Regions from separate parts of the Homo sapiens genome. Here regions 1 and 2 are each linked to region 3. A link is a contact called in ENCODE Hi-C or POLR2A ChIA-PET data. All regions are on one chromosome and are shown on one strand. Each heading gives the region's core, a stretch centred on a gene start or an enhancer-like site at or near the end of the contact. The rest is flanking DNA. Distances are from core to core; before and after follow the strand shown.

Evidence for each region. A loop is a pair of places that touch in the nucleus more often than their neighbours do. ChIA-PET counts read pairs that join two places held with the same protein, here RNA polymerase II (POLR2A). Pooled maps may share reads with other maps.
Region 1: a loop to region 3 is called in a map of gastrocnemius medialis, with 4 times the contacts of the local background. The contact joins two enhancer-like sites. A Hi-C loop is called at or near these places in 1 of 168 maps with a recorded cell type or tissue (gastrocnemius medialis) and 1 of 50 pooled maps. POLR2A ChIA-PET finds 5 or more read pairs at or near these places in 2 of 52 experiments (BJ and activated T-cell).
Region 2: a loop to region 3 is called in a map of gastrocnemius medialis, with 9 times the contacts of the local background. The contact joins two enhancer-like sites. A Hi-C loop is called at or near these places in 2 of 168 maps with a recorded cell type or tissue (K562 and gastrocnemius medialis), 1 of 37 single-sample maps with no recorded cell type and 3 of 50 pooled maps. POLR2A ChIA-PET finds 5 or more read pairs at or near these places in 1 of 52 experiments (AG04450).

Annotation. Positions count from the first base shown.
Region 1 is chr3:177,829,327-177,832,026 of GRCh38, reverse strand. The region is part of intron 1 of LINC02015 (long intergenic non-protein coding RNA 2015); the gene reads right to left. Among named protein-coding and RNA genes, the nearest start is that of LINC02015, 14 kb to the right of the region's middle. Within about 2 kb of position 1,371, at least 5 of the 41 ENCODE cell types and tissues checked have a DNase peak (open chromatin) inside an H3K27ac peak, as active enhancers do; they include gastrocnemius medialis, where a contact is called at or near this core.
Region 2 is chr3:177,780,363-177,783,062 of GRCh38, reverse strand. No RefSeq gene overlaps it. Among named protein-coding and RNA genes, the nearest start is that of LINC02015, 35 kb to the left of the region's middle. Within about 2 kb of position 1,327, at least 14 of the 41 ENCODE cell types and tissues checked have a DNase peak (open chromatin) inside an H3K27ac peak, as active enhancers do; they include gastrocnemius medialis, where a contact is called at or near this core.
Region 3 is chr3:176,949,943-176,952,642 of GRCh38, reverse strand. No RefSeq gene overlaps it. Among named protein-coding and RNA genes, the nearest start is that of TBL1XR1-AS1, 86 kb to the left of the region's middle. Within about 2 kb of position 1,327, at least 6 of the 41 ENCODE cell types and tissues checked have a DNase peak (open chromatin) inside an H3K27ac peak, as active enhancers do; they include gastrocnemius medialis, where a contact is called at or near this core.

The DNA of each region.
Region 1 (2,700 bases), core at 122-2,621, 880 kb before region 3:
TTCCCTACCCTTCTCTGCAGCTATAAGAACTGGTCTCCTTCTAGGGAGGAGAAAGAATGAAGGAAACTGTGGCTTTTTTGGATAAAGGTACAAACTCATTCTGGTGCAGTCTTCTGCATGCCTCCCTTAGCTTTCTTTTTGTAGCACATCTCTCTCACACACACACACACACATGCACACACACAAGCACACACACACAAACAACATACAACCTGAGAACAGAATAGATGTGGCAAATCCATCGGCAGCGCAGGTATCCCAATTACTAAGTCTCTCTTTAACAGAGGATCCAAGGGGTGTAGTGCATGAACAGGTAACTAGCTGGGGACAGAAAATAGAGCCCATCCACACAACCATAGAATCTGAAGGAGGAAGGGAGGTGGACACAGGGAAAATAGCTGGACTTAAAGTCAGGTCATTAGATCGCTCTGTTGTGTGAGTCACTTTCCCTCTGGGCCCTCAACTGTCCCTCTCTGCAAAGCAATAGGATAAGGCTGGATGGCATTTAGGTCTTCTACGAGTTCTAATATGCTCATTCTATGGCTGTAACATAATCTGGGTCACGGCTGCTTCCTGTTTGCCCTCTCATTCAGCCTGGCTGGTCCTGGACCTCGATGCTCCTACTCCCTTTACTGTCCATCCACCCAGCCTAGAACACACACACTGTTAAGATCAAAAGAAGGAGCCTGAAATGGAGACAAGATTACTCTATTTGTCTTAAGCAAATCCTATAACCTCTGTGGGCCTTCATTGCCTTTTCAGTCAAATGATGGCCATCTGAAGGATATTCAGATGGGGTAGTGAGTAAAGGGATCTCTACAAGCCCTTCCAGCTGTTCCAATGTAACTTCCCTAAAGAAGGTTACTTTTATTTGTGTACTTCTTTCAGCAGCTCTCTCCCATACTCAAAAACCTTTGGTGACTCCCCATTTTCATAAATGCCAAACCCAAAAGCCACTGCCTGTCCTTCAGAGCACCTTTTAATCTAGCTGCAGTTTTCTTGCCCAAACTCGTTTCACTCTATACTTATTGCCCGCCATCCCTCACCTCAAACTCACTAGTCCAGCCAGGTTTTTCCACAAACACATGTAACCTCAATCCCAGTTTTTTCCCCACTCCCATGCTGCTTCTTTATTCATGAGCCTGACACATGGTAGGCCCTCAATACAGGTTTGTGGCTTGACTGTTAAAGCATTCTCTCTCCCACATCCAAACCTCATCCCAGTTTCCAAGGAACAGATTAGGCCTTACCCCATCTGTGAGGCTTGCCCTGGTTGCTGTGAATTACATGATCATGCTCTCTAATCTACAGAATTTATGACGTGACACACAATTTAGGACTGACAGTCATGACCTCTTAATCACTGTTGAAAGTGTGGGGAGGGAAATTTACTACCCCTTATGAGTAAACATTCTGAAGACGAGTAACAAGGCTTCTATTTCTTTATAATTACCACATCACCTAATCCCACACTGAATCCTTGAGAGGTACTCAGGAAATATTAGACCGAAAGGCTGGGAGGTGCTCCAAGAACATTTCCTAACCAGGATGAATATCATTCCTATTGTACAATCTCCACTTGGCAAAATGCACATCTTTCAAGAGGAAATTCAAACGCCAGTTCAATGTGGCCTTTTCTCTATCCTGCTAGGCAGAGCTTGCCTTTTCCCTTCTTACAAATGTCTATCTGTACTTCTCTCATTGCTATAACTATTCGTTTATATATCTGTCTCTCCACCTAAACAATAAATTATTTTCCTTGAGGAAAATTTTAAAAAATTTACTTTTGTTATAATTCCATGCTCAGTACCATTCCCATAATATAATAAATGTTTAATAATGTTGAACGAATGTATAGAAAATATGCACATGCCCTCTAGGAAAACAGTGCATTTGTGCTTTATTTTCTCTCTCTCTGAACTTGGTGAAATCAATTTTTGACAAATTGAGATGAAGAACTAATATGAGGCTTGGCATCCACTTTGCAAGTTTATGATCTAAGTTGCATACAGAGTTAAAGGACAGAATTATCCATGGGATTATAATATTTATGACAAGTCTTCTCCACTATGACCTTTAGTAGTCCTGGGTGGCTATGCATGGATACTGCACTGTCTGGCTTTTGAAATCCACATAAAAGAATCATTAAGTATTTAAAAGCCACCATTAAGAAATTAAAAGAGTTAATATGTTAGAAAGTATAAAGATTTTATTTGTTACAATATCTTCTGTGGGGTGGTCCACAGAATGCGGTAAGATATAAATGGGGAGCTACTTTTAACACCACACGTGTACCTCTCATCATCACTATCTACTTTGAACTTTGTTTGTTTGTTTGTTTGTTTGTTTTGAGATGGAGTCTCGCTCAATGTTGCCCAGGCTGGAATGAGGTGGCGTGATCTCGGCTCACTGCAACCTCCACCTCCCACATTGAACCAATTCTCCTGCCTCAGCCTCCCAAGTAGCTGGGATTACAGGCGTATGCCACCTTGCCCAGCTAATTTTTGTATGTTTAGAAGTGACAGAGTTTCACCATGTTGGCCAGGCTGGTCTCAAACTCCCGATCTCAAGTGATCCGCCCACCTTGGCCTCCCAAAGTGTTAGGATTACAGGCACAAGCCACCGCACCCAGCCTCTATTAATTTTTTTAAAGATAGTGTCTCTCTCTGTCACCCAGGCTGGAGTAACAGATCATATAGG
Region 2 (2,700 bases), core at 78-2,577, 830 kb before region 3:
AGGGTATTTTATCCATATTTCAAATCAGACAGAAACTCACAGTGCTTCATATTGTTGCATAGGGTAAGAGGAAGATGAAAAATAATTCACCCAAACTATTAAGACTTTAGGCTCAACTGGGAAACATGAAAACAGCTATCTCAACAAGATCTGGTTTTATCTGAAAATGAATATATATATATATACGTAATCATCAGATGTAATAAACCCTGAAAAAACCTTTGAGTTTCTCATCGGCTCAGGAGTGGTCAGTCTGACTCCTAGAAAAAGAAGTGAAGCTGTTCCTATGGCTATAGCAAGAAGTGTAAATCAGGTATGAGTATGATTTAACTACATAATTTAAGCGGAGGCCTACCACCAAAATGCGGACTATTAATTATGTTAGAAACGAGCAGGTTCAGCTTGGCTTGCTATTCCAGAGGGTTAAAGGAAAGGCAAGTTTTAGCATTAGTATCATTAAAGCCATAAAGAAAAGGGGTAAGGGTAAGTAGATACTATCCAGGTGATGGACTTTCAGGATGGACTTATAACTACAGAGCTGTGATAGGACCTAGGAGCACCAGACACTGAGTTAGAGAGGGCGAGCCACACCTCTACTCAGGCGAGAATCAGAATAATGCTGATGACCATCCACTGGGCACCTTCCAAAGCCAGGCCTGGTCCTAGACTTTTAATGCACATTACCTCCTTTCAAAACCCTCACAACGGCCCTGGAAGGAATTATCCCATTTTGCAGCTGAGAAAACAGGTTCAAAGTGGTTAAGCAAGTAAGTAGCAGAGCTGACGAATTTCGGCTTAAGACTGGGCCTCTTCCTCGGCACACCTCTCTGATGAGGTGAGGTTAGGGTTGTTCTATTGCAGAAAAATAACACAGCAGCTGAAAAGTTCAGGGATGAAGCGGGGCAGTCAGCAGAAAGAGAAAGGACACAAGAAACCTGCCCCTCCTCCCTGCTGCCTCATCTCCTTGGTCACAAACAAGCTCTCTTTCTCCTCCTCCCTCTCCCCCAGTCATGAGGGAGATCAGAACAGAGGGGAGAAGTAAAGGAGGTCTGTCAAGACCCTGCCCTGGCCCCCACTAAGAGCCACTATTCAAGTCTGGCCAGATGAACTGTGACTTGCTCCAGGGTCACAGATTTCCAGGGGGCCTCCTTGGCATTCATCCCTAAAAACCTTGCAATTGGGCCTCTCAGGCTTCCAGGGACATGTGGAATGGATTATGTTTCTAATCATAACACTGTCCAAGCTGTCTTCAAATAAGGAACTTGTGAGAGAAACAACCCAAATTAGGAAACCAACGTAGGCACGGCAGGAGTGGCCTTCAACCTCTCCCACACGCTGCCAACATTCTTCTCCTCTTGCCTGATACTGTCATTTAAGCATCCTGCTAACTGACAGAATTTTTCACAAGGCAATCTCTGTTTTTGGAGAACTTGTACCAGGTTTATTTATAATTGTCCTATTTCCAAGCATCAAATTTGTTATTTTCGCTGCTGCTTTTATTATTGGGAAACACTCTCCCCTCACCCAAAGACTCTGGTCCTCTTGAATTTTATTTTCTAGAAAAATCACCAGGCTCCTGAGTCTCAGAATCTCTTACTGAATAATTAGCAGAGTCACCATCAGCTCTGCGGGATTCATAGTGGGTATTTATGCATGCTCACTCTTCACTATCGCCTCTGACTGCAGCTCCAAATCTTTGAATTTGGGATATGAATGATCTGAATGATCCTCCTCCCAGCGGTATCTCATGCACATTCCGTCGTCAACTAGAGACCTGCCTCAGATCCTGCTAGGTGCCTCAAACCCCAAGCTTTACCCTAGTTCCTAATTTATCTCCCACAGCTAAGGTATCTCTTTAACAAAATAAAGACATTTGAGTCAACAATAATAAACAGCCTGGGCTGGGCACAGTGGCGCATGCCTGTAATCCCAGCACTTTGAGAGGCTGGGGTGAATTGCTTGAGCTCAGGAGTTCCAGACCAGCCCAGGCAACATGGCAAACCCTGTCTCAACAAAAAATGCAAAGATTAGCCAGGCGTAGTGGTGAGCATCTGTAGTCCCAGCTACTTCAGAGGTTGAGGTGAGAGGATCACTGGAGCCTGGGAGGTCAAGGCTGCAGTGAGCCGAAATCGTTCCACTGCACTCCAGCCTAGGCAACAGACAAAATTAGAACCATAATTATGATAAACACCTGCCCCCATAGGGCAGGTACTATCATTTTAATTTTCCAGTTAAGGAAACTGAGGCACAGAGCAATTAGCTTGTTAAAGATCCCACAGCTAGTAAAATAGTCAGATTTTGAACTATAATAATCATCACTGGTACACAGATTCTCTCTCTCTCTCTCTCTCTCTCTCTCATTCTTTCACTCCCTTTTTAAAAAGCCTTTTGCTTGTAAATAATTTCAAACTTACAAAAATTGGCAAGAATAAGAATAGTACAAAGAACACTGACATACTATTTACTCAGATTTATCTGTTAATATTTACCCTATTTGCTTTATCATTTGCACTCTCCATCTCATCTCTATCTACATAAATAAAATTTTATATTATACAACACATATTACATAATCTAATAAATAGATATTAAAATACATAAGATATTATATATGATATGTTTTTTCTAAGCCATATGGAAGTTGAATACATCAAGCCCCTTTACCCTTAAATAATTCAATGTGTATTTCCTGAGAGAGAT
Region 3 (2,700 bases), core at 78-2,577:
ACTCCGAAAGACCAGTGGAGTGGGAATGAGGAGTGGGCAAGAGAGGTACATACAGGGTTGAAGAGAAATACAACTCTTTAGGAAACCAAAATCAGATGTATTATTACAGCTAAGGACAAGGGAAGGTCTATGACTTTTAAAAAATGGCTTTTCTTCCAGTACCATACAAGTCTGACAGAGAAACGTGGAACAAGTTGCCTGTCTTAAAAGGACAGAGATGACATTTTCAGACACCTTCAAGTGCAAACAAGTGGCTCTTTCCATTGAGGATTCAGCAGTGAAGTTATGATATCTAGCCCAGAAGCTAAATGTTGGATTTGCAAATACAGTTTATTTTATATAATTCAACATCATAAACAGCAGGCATCTGCTGCTCTGCTTACTGCCCCCTGCCCCGGCCAGTTTTCCCCTCCCCTGTGCAGACTCTGTAGAGGAAGCAGTGATGCAGCCCTATGGCTTTGAAGTGAGATGAGTTCTTCTAATTCCGCTATGAGCTCATTCTTGTCAAACTCTTCCAGACCCTGCAGGTCTTGAAATCGTTGTTAAAATCTCCTCTGCAAGTTCTTGCTGGTCAGCAACATCCTGCATTAACTCCTCGACTCGACCCGTGGCGTCCTGGGGGTCAGGCCGCCCTCGTAAGCCTTACTCCCTCCCACCCCAAACAGCTTCCTGGATACCTGAACACTGATTTGGTTGCTGTTCCAGTGTCTGCTTCCAGACCCCTCCAATATTTCTTAAAGTATATTTCATTTCTTTAAGGTTTTCAGGGACCCATTTTCTTCCCTTATTTTTGCTCCATATTTTTATGCCTGCATAATTCTTGTCCTACTGGCCAGATTGTAGCTTTTGGGAGTGAACAGTAAGAATGGAATGCCTTGAATTTGCATTGGGCGAGCTGGAGATTAAATTTATTTTCTTTCCTCTATAAGGCCCCAATTTGTGTGTGTGTGTATTTTAGTAAGAATGCAGTGCCAGCCTCACACCTTAATGTACTGTAAAATGTCTCATTTACCTGTCCTCTTTTTTTGGCTGTTTTTCCTTTTCCTTTTTTACACCTGTTTGCTCCACATGATTCCAAAGAGATGAGAAACAATTTATTTGAGCTTTTGTGTTGCTTATTGTCAGTCTGAAAAACAATTGCCAATAAACTGTATTGATTCATATCATTAAACATACATGGACTCACACATACACACGCAATCAAATTTTAGTGTGACCAAATTGCAAAATATGTCTTCAGCATGGTTGCCTTGTCAGTGACCAGCTGAGACTGCTGATACAGGGCCCAGCATACGTATGCTCCTTGGCTGTACTGACCAGCTGGCATGTGGCACCATGCTGGCACAGGGTCCTGTCAGTCAGCCCCACAGGCATGCCATTCACCCAGAATTAGAACCAAAGGGAAGATCTTTTTTTTGTACACTGTTAGCAGAAGTGACCTTTCCCAATGGCTTAGAATAATTTTGTAAGTGCGAAGGAGAGCCATTTATTAGCATAAGTTCTTCAACAGCCTTATTTAAGGCTAGAACCCGGTGATTTTTAATTGCAAATATTGGCTGTGAATTGCTGGAAGGTGTAATAATGTTATTCCTGTTTTGAAATTCCATTACACAGGACTGAGTCAAAGAGCGTCTGTGAGTCACCTGAATTTCTCTCCTGGGCAGCCACACATTTGATTTTGAATCATTGTGCTGCCTTGGATCCAAGGAGAGGCCCACTGTTGTTTTCACCTCTAGCCCTTGTCATCCTCTCTAGTTCTGTTTTAATGATGAGGGATGGTAAACTGGGCTGGGAATCAAGAGATGAATATTTGGACTACATTTCTACCGCAATGAGTTGCATGACCTGTGATTAGATAGGCTGGGATTTAATGGTAATTCACTGAAAAATTGCCATACCAGTTATCACCATGTCACCCAAAGATGTCCAGGATTTAGGATTTATCATTCATTTAATAGTCACAACAAACAAAACAAAATACACTCAAGGCCAAATCCACATCTGGTTGGGAATCCTAGTATCTCTGTGGTGGGGGTAGGGTTAAACTGTTCCTGGCACATTTTTCTTTGCTTTCCTAACCTTGATTTCCTGCTTCTGTTAAATTCTTATTCCCTGTTTGCATCTCACCTCCTGGCCATTTTTTTTCCTTTTCTATTTTTGTCATTAATTCCATATATGGAAGACAACTTTGTCTTTAATTTTCCACCAATTTCTTTTACCCAAGACAGTGTATCTTGCAGATTTTTACTGAAAGTCTGGCATAAAGTGTGTGTATGTGTGTGGGCGGGTGGGTGGTGGTGCTAGAAGTTGAATTGCATATTCCCCTAACCCCAAATTCATGTGTTTATGTTTTAATCTTCAGTACCCCAGAATGAGACCGCATTGAGAGATAAGGGTCTTTAAAGAGGTAATTAAAGTTAAATGAAATAATTGAGATGGGCCCTAATTCAATATGACATGTGTCCTTATAAGAAGGGGAGATTTGGACATGGACACACAGAGAAAAAGAACATGTGGAGACCCAGGAAAAAGCCATCTCCAAGCCAAGGAGAGAGGTCCCAGAAGAAACCCACCTTGCCAACACCTTGATCTTAGGCTTCTGGACTCCAGATTTGTGTTGTTTAAGCCACTCAGTCTGTGGTAATCTGTTATGGCAGCTCTAGCTGACTAATACAGCAGGGAGATCTCAGAATAGAACAC